2 separate regions of the Homo sapiens genome follow, and region 1 is linked to region 2. Evidence: chromatin loops called from intact Hi-C (ENCODE). Cell type or tissue: PC-9. All regions are shown on one strand. Links, peaks and the distances in the headings refer to the core of each region. The heading gives the core; the rest is flanking DNA. Region 1 has its middle 18 kb from the start of LINC00954. Region 2 has its middle 69 kb from the start of LINC01808.

Region 1 (5,381 bases), core at 243-5,242, 310 kb before region 2:
GTGGTTCAAATGATCCCAGGGCTAGTCCCAGATTGCACAGCTTTGGCTGGGGACAGGCCCAGATGGCGCAGGGTTCTCATTCAGAATGTGAGCCTTCAGGACACTGTCACCTGCCATGCTGGGGCAGCCTCTGCATCTCCAGCAGGTGGTGACCCTGGTGGTCCCCAGGCTGCCTTTGTCATAGTCAGCTGGATGTTTTCTTCAGGCCCGGGTGGTGTGGCAATTTTATCTTGTCCACAAATGAGGTATTCATCTCTTTTTTCTCCACTCAATCAACCATAATGTGCTGTGCTTTGCCCTTGAGTCTGCTCTGTTCAACAAAACTTGTTGAATTGTAGGGGCGGGCCCCATCTCCCAGACGTCAGACTGGAAACTTTCTCCCCTTCTTTCCCCACCATGGCATCAGCCCTAGCTCAGAATCCTGGGGGCTTAAATGTTATCTGCAGATGTGTGTTCAGTGTGCCCGATAGGGTGCCCAGACCTGGGTTCCGTAGCTTAAGAGCTTTAGGGATGAATGAAAGAGTTTCAAATAGGGCTTCACTGGGAAAGCTTGCAGAGGGCTCAGCGGGAATGATATACTTGGGCAAAGTGAAGCGAGCTCCACGTGGAGCAAAGAACCTATTGGTGGATGTGGTGTCAGACACCAGGCCCCGCAGGTGCAAAATAAGGGCCAAAACCAAAACTCACCTCTTTTCCATGTTTCTTTCTCCTTTTTGTTTTTTTAAATAGAGACAGGGTCTCTCTCTGTCACCCAGGCTGGAGTGCAGTGGCATGATCATACTTCACTGCAGCCTTGAACTCCTGGGCTCAGGCGATCCTCCCATGCTAGCCTCCTGTGTAGCTGGGACTACAGGCTTGTGCCATTACACTTAGTTATTATTATTATTATTTTTTTTTTGTAAAGACAGAGTCTTTCTATATTTCCCTGGCTGGTCTCAAACTCTTGGGCTCAAGCAATCCTCCTATCTAGGCATCCCAAAATGCTAGGACCATAGGTGTGACCCACGGGACCTGGCTTCCATTTTTCTTCAGTGTGGGCCATGCCTCCAGGCTTGTGTGGGGTTCAGGAGCAGGCCGGGGACACTTTGGATCTCCCAGCACCAGGACACAGAGCATACTAAATGCTGTCCACTGGGAACAGTTGCCTTGGGTAGTCAGAGACCCTGAGCTCCATTGCAGATCAGCTGAGTGACCCTGGACAAGTCACACCACCTTTCCTCCAGCAGTAGAGTGGGGACTCAACCTTCTCTTAGATAAGTCTTTTGATGTTAGGTGGTGGATTTTTCTCTTCATTGTACAACTTTCTATGCTATTTGACTTTTTAATTCTATAGAGGCATCACTTTGTATAATATCATAGATATTTGGACACAATTTATGAAATACTGTATGATCATATCACTCTTGGCTCTGTGACGGGGGTGGCGATTGGTGATAAATGGCTTTGGGGGCATTACACTTCTGCCAAGTCTTTGTTCTCAGGCTGTGCCACTCCGGCCTGCACAGGGGGGCCCGCCCAGCAGTGAAGCAGCCCCTCTGGGCTGGAGCCTGTTCCAGCCTGGGGCCTGTGGGGAGTTGGCTGTGGATGAAGTCTTTTCCACGTGGGCTTTATAAATTGTTCTGTGGGGTCCATGAGAGCTGGGTGGGGAGCAAGAGAGTGATTTTATGGGCAATTTCCACATAGCCTTTGTGTGAGATCCCACACGTTGCCAGCTGGACAATGGGTTGCTGGCTGCTTCCGCGGCCAAGTCCTGGACTGGGGCAGCTCCCACAATGTGAGATTAAACCACAGTGGTGTGATGCTCCCATTGACCTGTGGCTGGGCAGAGAGGCCCTAGGATCTCACAAGGAGGTTGACTCCAGAAACGCCAGGAAGGAGGTAAAGTGATGCATCCTCATCCCTTCATGTGTTATCAAGAGGACTTGAACTTCGATCCCTGAAAGCCAACATAACTTGTTCTCTTAGGAAGAATCGTGGTGTTGGAACCAGCAGTGCCTTTGCCATCATATAACCCAACTTTGGGTTTTACTTTAGAAGAAATAGTCTCTGAGACGGGTGTCTTTCGAGGATCACACAGTGGGTCAGTGATGTGGCTGAGATCAGACTTTTTTGCCCGACTTCATGTTGCCTCTTTGGACAAAGGAGGGGAGGAGGCAGGGTTTGGAGGGATTGGTGTCAGGCCACAGGGGGACAGCTTCCCAGAAACCCGGTGCTTATAGGGTACCTGAGTCATTAATGGCCTTCCCAGCCTGTGACCTACCTCTGCCCTTCCTGCAGCACTGAGCCTGTGCTGCTGAGATGCCCTGGTGCCTCCTTGGAGGCTGCATGGTGGGGGTAGTTGGTGGCTGGGAGGGGACAGGCTGCCTGGTGCTGACCTGCCTGGGCATGTAAGGATGACCCATTGTTCTCACCCTCTGTGGGTAGCCGCAGCAGCTGGGTGAGGGGCGCTGGGTCTGAAGCTCACGCCTGGACTTCCCTGGCCACCAGAGGGCTGAGCTCATGGCTGCAGCATCCCCGGTGGCCCTGCCGGCATGGGATGAGGGCTGGCCTCACCTGGGAGGTGCATCTGTGCTACTCACTGCATCATGAGCTTGAGAAAGTCTTTTCCTAAGTGGAACTTCTCTCAGAACTATTGCTTTGCCTGAGGGCATTTCAGGAACAGAGTGCTGTTACTCAGCCCTGATCACAGAGACCCTACGTGATGTTCCCACTCCTGCCCGTGTCTCTGTCTTGCTCCCCTGACTTCTTGGGCATCCATGCTTGAAAGAGGTTGGGACTTTTGCCATTTTGAAATTCTGAGTAAGTTGTGAACAAGAAGACCCACATTTTCATCTTGCATTGGGTCACTTCAGTGATGTAGCTGGTCCTGTCCTTAGCCCCAACTAGTCTCCCCCACCAACATGTGTTCCTAATAGATGATGGGGGTGGGTTAGGATAGGGCAGAGCAGAGGGCATCTCAGCATGGTGGGGGTAGTTGGTGGCTGGGAGGGGACAGGGTAGTTCACAAGAGACACCCAGTGCCTACAGCCACGGTGCCCGTGAGGCAAGTCCCTCATCCTAATAGTGATGGTGATCTTGTCCCACTTTCCCAAGCCACTGCATTCCAGACCCCTGGTCTGACCCCCCTGGTTTGGGGAACATGCTGGCTGCCGGCTCATAGCCACTTGTTTGGGGTGCTCGCCTGTCTGCCTGTCTATTTCTGCTGACTCTCAGAGGCACTAGCCTTCAGCCATGAGGCAGCCAGAGGATTTGTGAGTTACCTCATTTTGTTCACATTTACGTGGCCAAAGCCCATTGCAGACAAAACACCAATAAAAGCCCAGGCGCTGCAGAGCAGAGGGAGCAGGGTTGTTTTCATGGTCCAAAACTTGTGTCTTTTTTTTTCCCCCCTTTTTTTGGCAAAAGAGAAAACGAAATAAGTTTAAAAACAACGTACAGTCCACATCTGATGGCTGAAGAATATGTTCGGCCTTCAGCTGCTTCCAGAAAATTATTCATGATTGATTTGAGCACTTGCTAGACGCTGACACTATGCCTCCTCACACTGACTCAGCCACTACCTGGGGCCCTGCCCAGGGCTTTCCGGCCTGGGATCGTTGAAGGATTCCATACCTGATCCAGGTGACTCCGTTTAGGATAAACTCTATGTTCAATTCCACAGGTGGGCTTGGGGCAGTGAAGCAGTAGTAGGGCCTTGTAGTGGGCCCTGAAGCTGGGCTTGAGGATGTCGGGTCATCAGTCATCCTGGGAACAATCCAGCAGAGGTACCTGCCCAGGTCTCAGGTGTCCTGGCCAAGCCTGGACTGTGTGGTTTCCAACTGTGGAAAAGCCCCTCTATTTGCATATCTTATGGTTCACAATTAGGAAATAATTGCCATTCATTTTCGCCCTCCACTTCTTTCAGGATTCTTGTGTAGCACCTTTTACCCTTAAGGGATCCTTGAGCTTTGCTGAATTAGATGAAAAGAACTCTGGTGGGAAGGTCAGGAGACAGCACCAACCCATTCCATGGCCCATGCTTGGGCCTCTCTGCAGCAGGAGCAGAGACCACGAAATTGACACTGCCAGTGACCAGGACTCATGAATGATTGCAATTCAGAAATGATTCAGAAATGATTGCAATTCAGAAATTCAGGTCCTTTAAAAATTTTCTGTTTTAAAAAGCAAGGGCATCTGAAAAGATCCACGGAGGACTTTCTTCAAACAAAAAGCCTCACATATAGTACAGATAAACTCAGAGCTGCTGTTCTGATAGGACAGGGGCACGGAGAAGACACTGATGCCTCTGGCTGTAGCTTACCTTGTCCCTAGGCTCCTCTCCCCAGCATCCCTTAAAGGGCTCTGTGCACTCCCCAGAGCTTCATCAAACATCGTTTGAAAACCAGCGTGGTCACGTGTAAGGACATCACAATATATGGCAATTTGATTCTTCCCCCATCCCTACCTGAGCAAAACAAAATAAATCCCAAATGGCACCAGAGCTCCCTTAAGACCCAAGAACGAAGGAAGGAGACGGACTAATGTCTTCATGGGAGCTTCCTTTCTCTCCCGTGTCGTTGAAACACTAGTTGTTGACAATGTGATGACCTCCATTCCCTGAGCTTTCCCTTCTCAGCCAAGTGGGCTTGTTCAGGCCCTTGGGAGACCCAATTCAGGCCCTATTCTCTTCAGGTCATCCCTTCATTGACCTCGGGCAGCTGTGAGCTGGCAGGGCCCTGGTCCTCAAATGTCTCATGACCAAACACTTTGGGGTGTGTTCTCAAGGTCTCCCAACTCTTCTACAGAGTCCTGCCAAGCCATTCCACAGCAGGAGAAACCAAAAGAGATGAAGTAGAGGGACAGAGGGAGGTACAGGTAGTTGGGGATTCAGGAGGCCATAGTTGTTCTATTAAAATTCTAGACTGATTGGGCAGGCGCCATGTTTGCTTAGATGATTAATATTTGTGAGTAAATGAAGATATGGTGGGGGAAAATGAAAGGCAGATTTCAACACAATGGAAGAACATTTCTGAATTGCAATCATTCATGAGTCCTGGTCACTGGCAGAGTCAATTCTGTGGTCTCTGTTCCTGCTGCAGAGAGGCCCAAGCATCAAAGTGCTAGATGGGGCCTTGGACTAGAATGACCCTGAGTGTCCATTCTCACCCTGTGACCTATCCCTCTTTTAATAGAGAAAAGGTCTTGCTCTGTTGCCAAGGCTGGAGTGCAGTGGCGTTACAGCTTACTGCAGACGCAAACTCCTAGACTCAAGTGATCCTCCTGCCTTGGCCTCCCAGAGTGCTGAGATTACAAGTATGAGCCACCACACCCAGCCTTGACCTCTTTATATATACCTCCCTAGCCCTGCCATAAAGGTCTTAAAATCTAGAGAAGAAAGATGG
Region 2 (5,381 bases), core at 312-5,311:
ACAGATATTATTCTATTTACAGATGTTTAGGGGTCAAAAAGTGAAAAAAGCCAATATTCTAGTAGTGTTACATTATTCTTTTATAAACTAAGCATTGTTTTTTGTATTCTCTAGTAAGAGTTGAAAACACCCCTACTGCACCTGCGTTTTGTTAGAAAAACTTCACCTGGGGTGTGAGAATGCAGGCCAAATGCATTGTGGGTGCTGAGGCAGTGAATTATCACCTGCTCATTATTGCTCTGGAAGAAATTATAGTTAGACTGTCTGTATACTATTCAGTGCTGATTGGTGCAATGTATATTAGTTCATAAGACCAAGGAAGCCTCTTTGGATTTGCTAATCAATACCAATCACTTAGGCCTTATTATAGAATATGTAGTAGCATAAAGAGGTGGTATGATCCTGTGCAAAGAGCTTGGGCTTTGGCAAAATTTTGACAGCTTTGGGCCTGCTGCATGATCTTGGGCCAGGTACAAAATCTCTCCGGGCCTTGGTTTTCATATCTGGAAAATGGGGGTTTTGTTGTTGAATTAACAAATGTAAAATGGGCTCATAGTAGACACTTAAAAATGCAGTTCCCTGGACCCACTCTCATGTATTTTGAAGTAATCCATCTGCATCTCTCTGAGTGGCCTGTCCCCCTCACACATAGCTCTTTTCTCTTCCCACACTGGGTCTCATTTCACGTGCACAGCAGCCCACTAGGGAAGGCCCTGCTATGCCCAGCATCCGCCTTAGGTTCAGATGGGCTTCCTCTCTGCTCCTGAAGCATTTTGATCACTTTCAGCTTGTGTTCACCACAATATTTGCCTTTCTCCCCAGTTAGAACCTGGAGGAAAGAAACTGTGTTTTGTTCTTCCCAACTTTGTTCCCTTAAGGTTTAACATTCTGTCAGGCACATAGATGATGGTCAAAATAGTAAGTAAATGACTGAATAAAGAAATGACAAATGAATGAATGATGTACAGCCAGTTCACATTCTCAAAGAGTATGTGCCTTCACAAAAGTGAACTTGATCATAAGTTTTGAAAATGAACTCAGGACATACTAGATCAGCCCAAACTCAATTTACAATTCAAAGTTGCTGCTTCTAAGGTAGGATAACAACAATTACACATGACTAGTATTTATTGAACACTTACTATGTGCTAGGCACTATGCTAATCACTCTGCATATCTCCTGTCGTTAGTCCTTGCAAGCACTCATGACCCATGCATTTTTATTATTCCCACGTTACAGATTAATACACTGAAGCTTAGGGGGGTTAAATAGCCTTCCCAAAGTTGCACAGCTGCCAGTGGCTGAGCTAAGATTTGAACTGTGTCTTTCTGATTCACAGACCTGCGTTCTAGCTCCCTTGTCGCCCTGAGAAAAGACCAGTGAGTCCTGATGGATACCAGTAACATTGACAGCCGCAAAGGAGTTAATGTTTGTATATACGGCTTGTACTGTAGTCTTATAGTGAACAAAACTCACTGTTACATAGTTGCCTATGTGAGTTCCACTTCCCCTGATCCGTGGTCTGAAGCTCTACCACTTTTTTTCTCATTCTCACCCAAGAGGGGCAGCTGAAATGAAACCCACCGTCATCAACCAGGAACTGAACTCTCAAAAGAAATGAAGAATCCAGGGGCAACGGCAGTCTCGCTATTCATTAATGGGTTTATTGAGAACTCTCTTGACATTGAGCTGTAACTACAACATTTAAGAAAATCTCAAATTTGAAAATAAATAAGTTGGCTGACATACAGACATTTTACATATGAATTTAATAAAATCAATTTTTCTTTTTGAAATATTTGGTAATCTCTAAAATATATCAACTGCAACCCAGGAACATTGTATCCCAAGTTGTGATTCATGAAATGAAACGGAAATGTATTATGTAATTCAGTGGGGAGTGTCCAGCACAGAGCTCATTAGGGCTGTTGCTGGTGATGTGGACTGCAGTTTGGAAGCTCTGTGGTTTGGGCACGCTTCTCACAGTCCTTACCTCCCCTTCCTCCGTGGACATTTTAACCAAATATCGTCACCCTTTTAAAAATATCATTCTTGAGCATTTTGCCCACAGATGAGGATAATTCAGGGGAAGACGTAGGAAAAACTCTGAATTGTTTCCTATCTCCTCTTGCTTTACCATTAACCTATCTCGTAATGAGTCAGGCTCAGAACTGACTCATGGCCTTTCTATGTAGTTCCTGGATCCAGACCAGGCCTAGCCCATATATTGCACAGGTGGACACCATGGTGTCATCTGAGGTGAATGCAGCCCAGAGGAGAAAAAGGGACTTCCCCAGAATCATACGGTTCTTTAATGTCAGAGCCAGAACTGACTCTGAAATCTCTGGATTTTTTTTTTTTTTTTTCAGTTCATCGCACAGCCTGAACTTGTAGTAAAAGCATAGTTTTCCCTACATATGGTAATTTCCATGAAAACAAATAAAAAAGTGAGGAAAAAAGCACTGATCTGTAAAATACTTTTCTTTCAATCCTATCTGAGATTTTATGGCACTTCTTTGTTTAAAATTTTTTTTATTGAGATAAAATTTACGTTGCATAAGATTTGCCATTTTAGCTATTTCAGAATTTACGATTCAGTGGATTTTAGAACATTTATAATGGTGTACGGCCATCACCACTACCTAATTCTAGAATTTGTTTTACCCCAAAAGAAACCCTGTACCTGTAAAGTGTTCACTCCTCCTCTCCCTCTCCCCTGAAACCCTGGCAACCATTAATCTACGTTCTGTCTCTATGGATTTACTTATTTTGGATATTTTATATAAATGGAATCATACACTTTGTGGCCTTATGTGTCTGGCTTCTTTCAGTCTGGTCCTTGCTTGGTAGTGGTGAATTCTCTCAGCATTAGTTTGCCTGGAAAAGACTGTATCTTTCCTTCATTTATGAAATTTAGTTTCAGTGGATACAAAATTCTTGGCTGAGAATTGTTTTGTTTAAGGAGGCTAAAAATAGGACCCCACTCCCTTCTAGCTTGTAGGGTTTCTTCTGAGAAATCTGCTGTTAATCTGATAGGTTTTCCTTTATAGGTTACCTGATGCTTTTGCCTCATAGCTCTTCTTTCCTTTGTCTTGACTTTATATAACCCGATGACTATGTGCCTAGTTGATGATCTTTTTGCAATGAATTTCCCACGTGTTCTCTGAGCTTCTTGTACTTGGATATCTATATCTCTAGCAAGGTTGAGGAAGCTCTTCTTGATTATTCTCTCAAAGACATTTTCCAATCTTTTAGATTTCTCTTCTTTCTCGGGAAACCAATTATTCTTAGGTTTGGACGTTTAACATAGTACCAAACTTCTTGGAGGCTTTGTTCAGTTTCTAAAATTCTTTTTTTTCTTTGTTTTTGATGGATTAGGTTAATTCAAAAGCCTTGTCTTTGAGCTCTGAAGTTATTTCTTCTGCTTGTTCAATTCTATTGCTGAGACTTTCCAGTGCATTTTGCATTTCTCTAAGTGTGTCCTTGATTTTTCAGAAGTTGTGACTGTTTTCTATTTATGCTACCTACTTCACTGAAGAATTTTCTTTTCATATCCTGTATCATTATTTTGATTTCTTTAAGTTGGACTTCACCTTTTTCTGGTGCCTCCTTGATTAGCTTAATAATCAACCTTCTGAATTCTTTTTCTGGCAATTCAGAGATTTCATCTTGGTTTGGATCCATTGCTGGTGAGCTGGTATGGGAGTGTTAACGAACCTTGTTTTGTCATATTACCAGAATTGTTTTTCTGGTTCCTTCTTATTTGGGTAGACTGAGGGAAGATCAAAGGGAAGATCTGGGATTCAAGGGCTGTTGTTTAGATTATTTTGTCCCACGGGGTGCTTTAGTGATGTGGTGTTCTCTGCCTTCCCCTAGGAATGGGGTTTCCTGAGATCTGAACTGCAGTGATCGTTTTTGCTCTGTTGGGTCTAGCCACACAGCACAGCTACCGAGCTCTGGGCTGGTCTGGAAAGAGTCCTGTGATGTGACCCATTTTCAGGTCTTGCAGCTGTGGATACCAGCACCTGCTCTTGTGGGGGTAGCAGGGGAGTGAAGTGGACTCTGTGAGGGTTCTTGGTTTTGTTGTTTAGCGCGCTGGCTTTGTATTGGTTTGGCCTCCAGACAGGAGGTGGCAATTTCAAGAGTGTATCAGCTGCAGTCCTATAGGGAGGATGCAAACTTGCCCTAGAGACACCTGGGTTAAGTATTCAGGTTTCTTAGGCAGTGGGCAGGGCCATAGAGCTCCTAAGAGATTATGATCTTTGTCTCTGGCTACCAGAGTGGGTGGAGAAAGACCACCAGGTCGGGGCAGGGATAGGCATGTCTGAGCTCAGCTTCTCCTTGGGTGGGACTTGCTGCATGTGGGAAATGGGGGTGTGGTACCCAGTTCAATGGAGTTACATTCCCAGGGGGATTATGGCTGCCTCTGGTGAGTCATACAGGTCATGAGGGAAGTGAAGAAAAGCCTGCAGTCACAGGCCTCATCCCACTCCTATACAGCCCACAGTCCTAAAGGCCAATCTCACTCCCACCATGCACCCCAACAGCACCAGGGCTGAGAGTTTGAGTCTATTTCCGGGCAGCCAGTGACCAGGGCTGAGAACTTGCCCCAGACCACGAGCCTCCCCCATTGAGAAAGCAAGCAGACTCACAGTTTTTTGGCATCTCAGGGAGTCTGCAGTGGTAATCCAGTTCCTTCAAAAGTCTGTGGATTCTCTTGGCTTTCTTGGTATGTTCATGTGGTAGTTCTTGGAGCAAAAGTTTACGATATGAGTCTCTACATGCTGCTCTGCCCATTTGAGTGGGAGCTGCAAGTTAGTCCTACTTCCTGTCCACCATCTTAATCCCTTCATCTCCTTTTTTGTTTTGAGGAAATTATTTTCTATTCCTAGCTTGTAGATTGATTTTTTTTAATCCTGGAAGGGTGTTGTATTTTTTTTTTTTTTTTTTTTTTACTGCTCTTTCTCCATCAATGAGGTGATCATATGGGGTTTCCCTCCTTTCTTTCTATTAATATAGTATAGTACCTTGGCTTCTTTTCTTATGTTGAACCACCCTTGCATTCTTTGAATAAATGCAATTTGGTCATGATATAAAATCCTTTTAATGTGTTGTTGGATTCAGTTTGATAATATTTGTTGAGAAATTTTGCATCTATATTCACAAAGGATATTGGTTTATAGTTTTCTTTGGCTTTAAAATCAGGGGAATAATGGCTTCATAGAATAAATCAGAAAGTATTTCATCCTCTTCTTCCAAGTTTTGGAAGAATTTGAGAAGAATTGGTGTTACTTTTACAAGCACCTTTAGTAGAGTCCACCAATGAAACCTGGGATTTTTTTTTGTTGGAAGTTTTTTGATTACTGATTCAATCTCTTTA

Evidence for each region. Peaks named below come from ENCODE experiments on the same cell type or tissue, not always from the same donor. Only the 100,000 strongest peaks of a DNase experiment are listed, where the experiment ranks them.
Region 1: it touches region 2 in a loop (2.8-fold over the local background); 4 of 110 quality-filtered maps call a loop at or near these places.

Annotation. Positions count from the first base shown.
Region 1 is chr2:19,848,421-19,853,801 of GRCh38, reverse strand. No RefSeq gene overlaps it. Among named protein-coding and RNA genes, the nearest start is that of LINC00954, 18 kb to the left of the region's middle. RefSeq lists an enhancer at 2,186-2,938. In PC-9, for the core only: a CTCF peak has its summit at 2,469 (motif pointing right); no DNase peak of the experiment used is centred there.
Region 2 is chr2:19,535,387-19,540,767 of GRCh38, reverse strand. No RefSeq gene overlaps it. Among named protein-coding and RNA genes, the nearest start is that of LINC01808, 69 kb to the right of the region's middle. In PC-9, for the core only: no CTCF peak of the experiment used is centred there; DNase peaks (open chromatin) are centred at 1,877, 2,217 and 4,407; H3K4me3 peaks cover 1,287 bases; H3K27ac peaks cover 3,972 bases.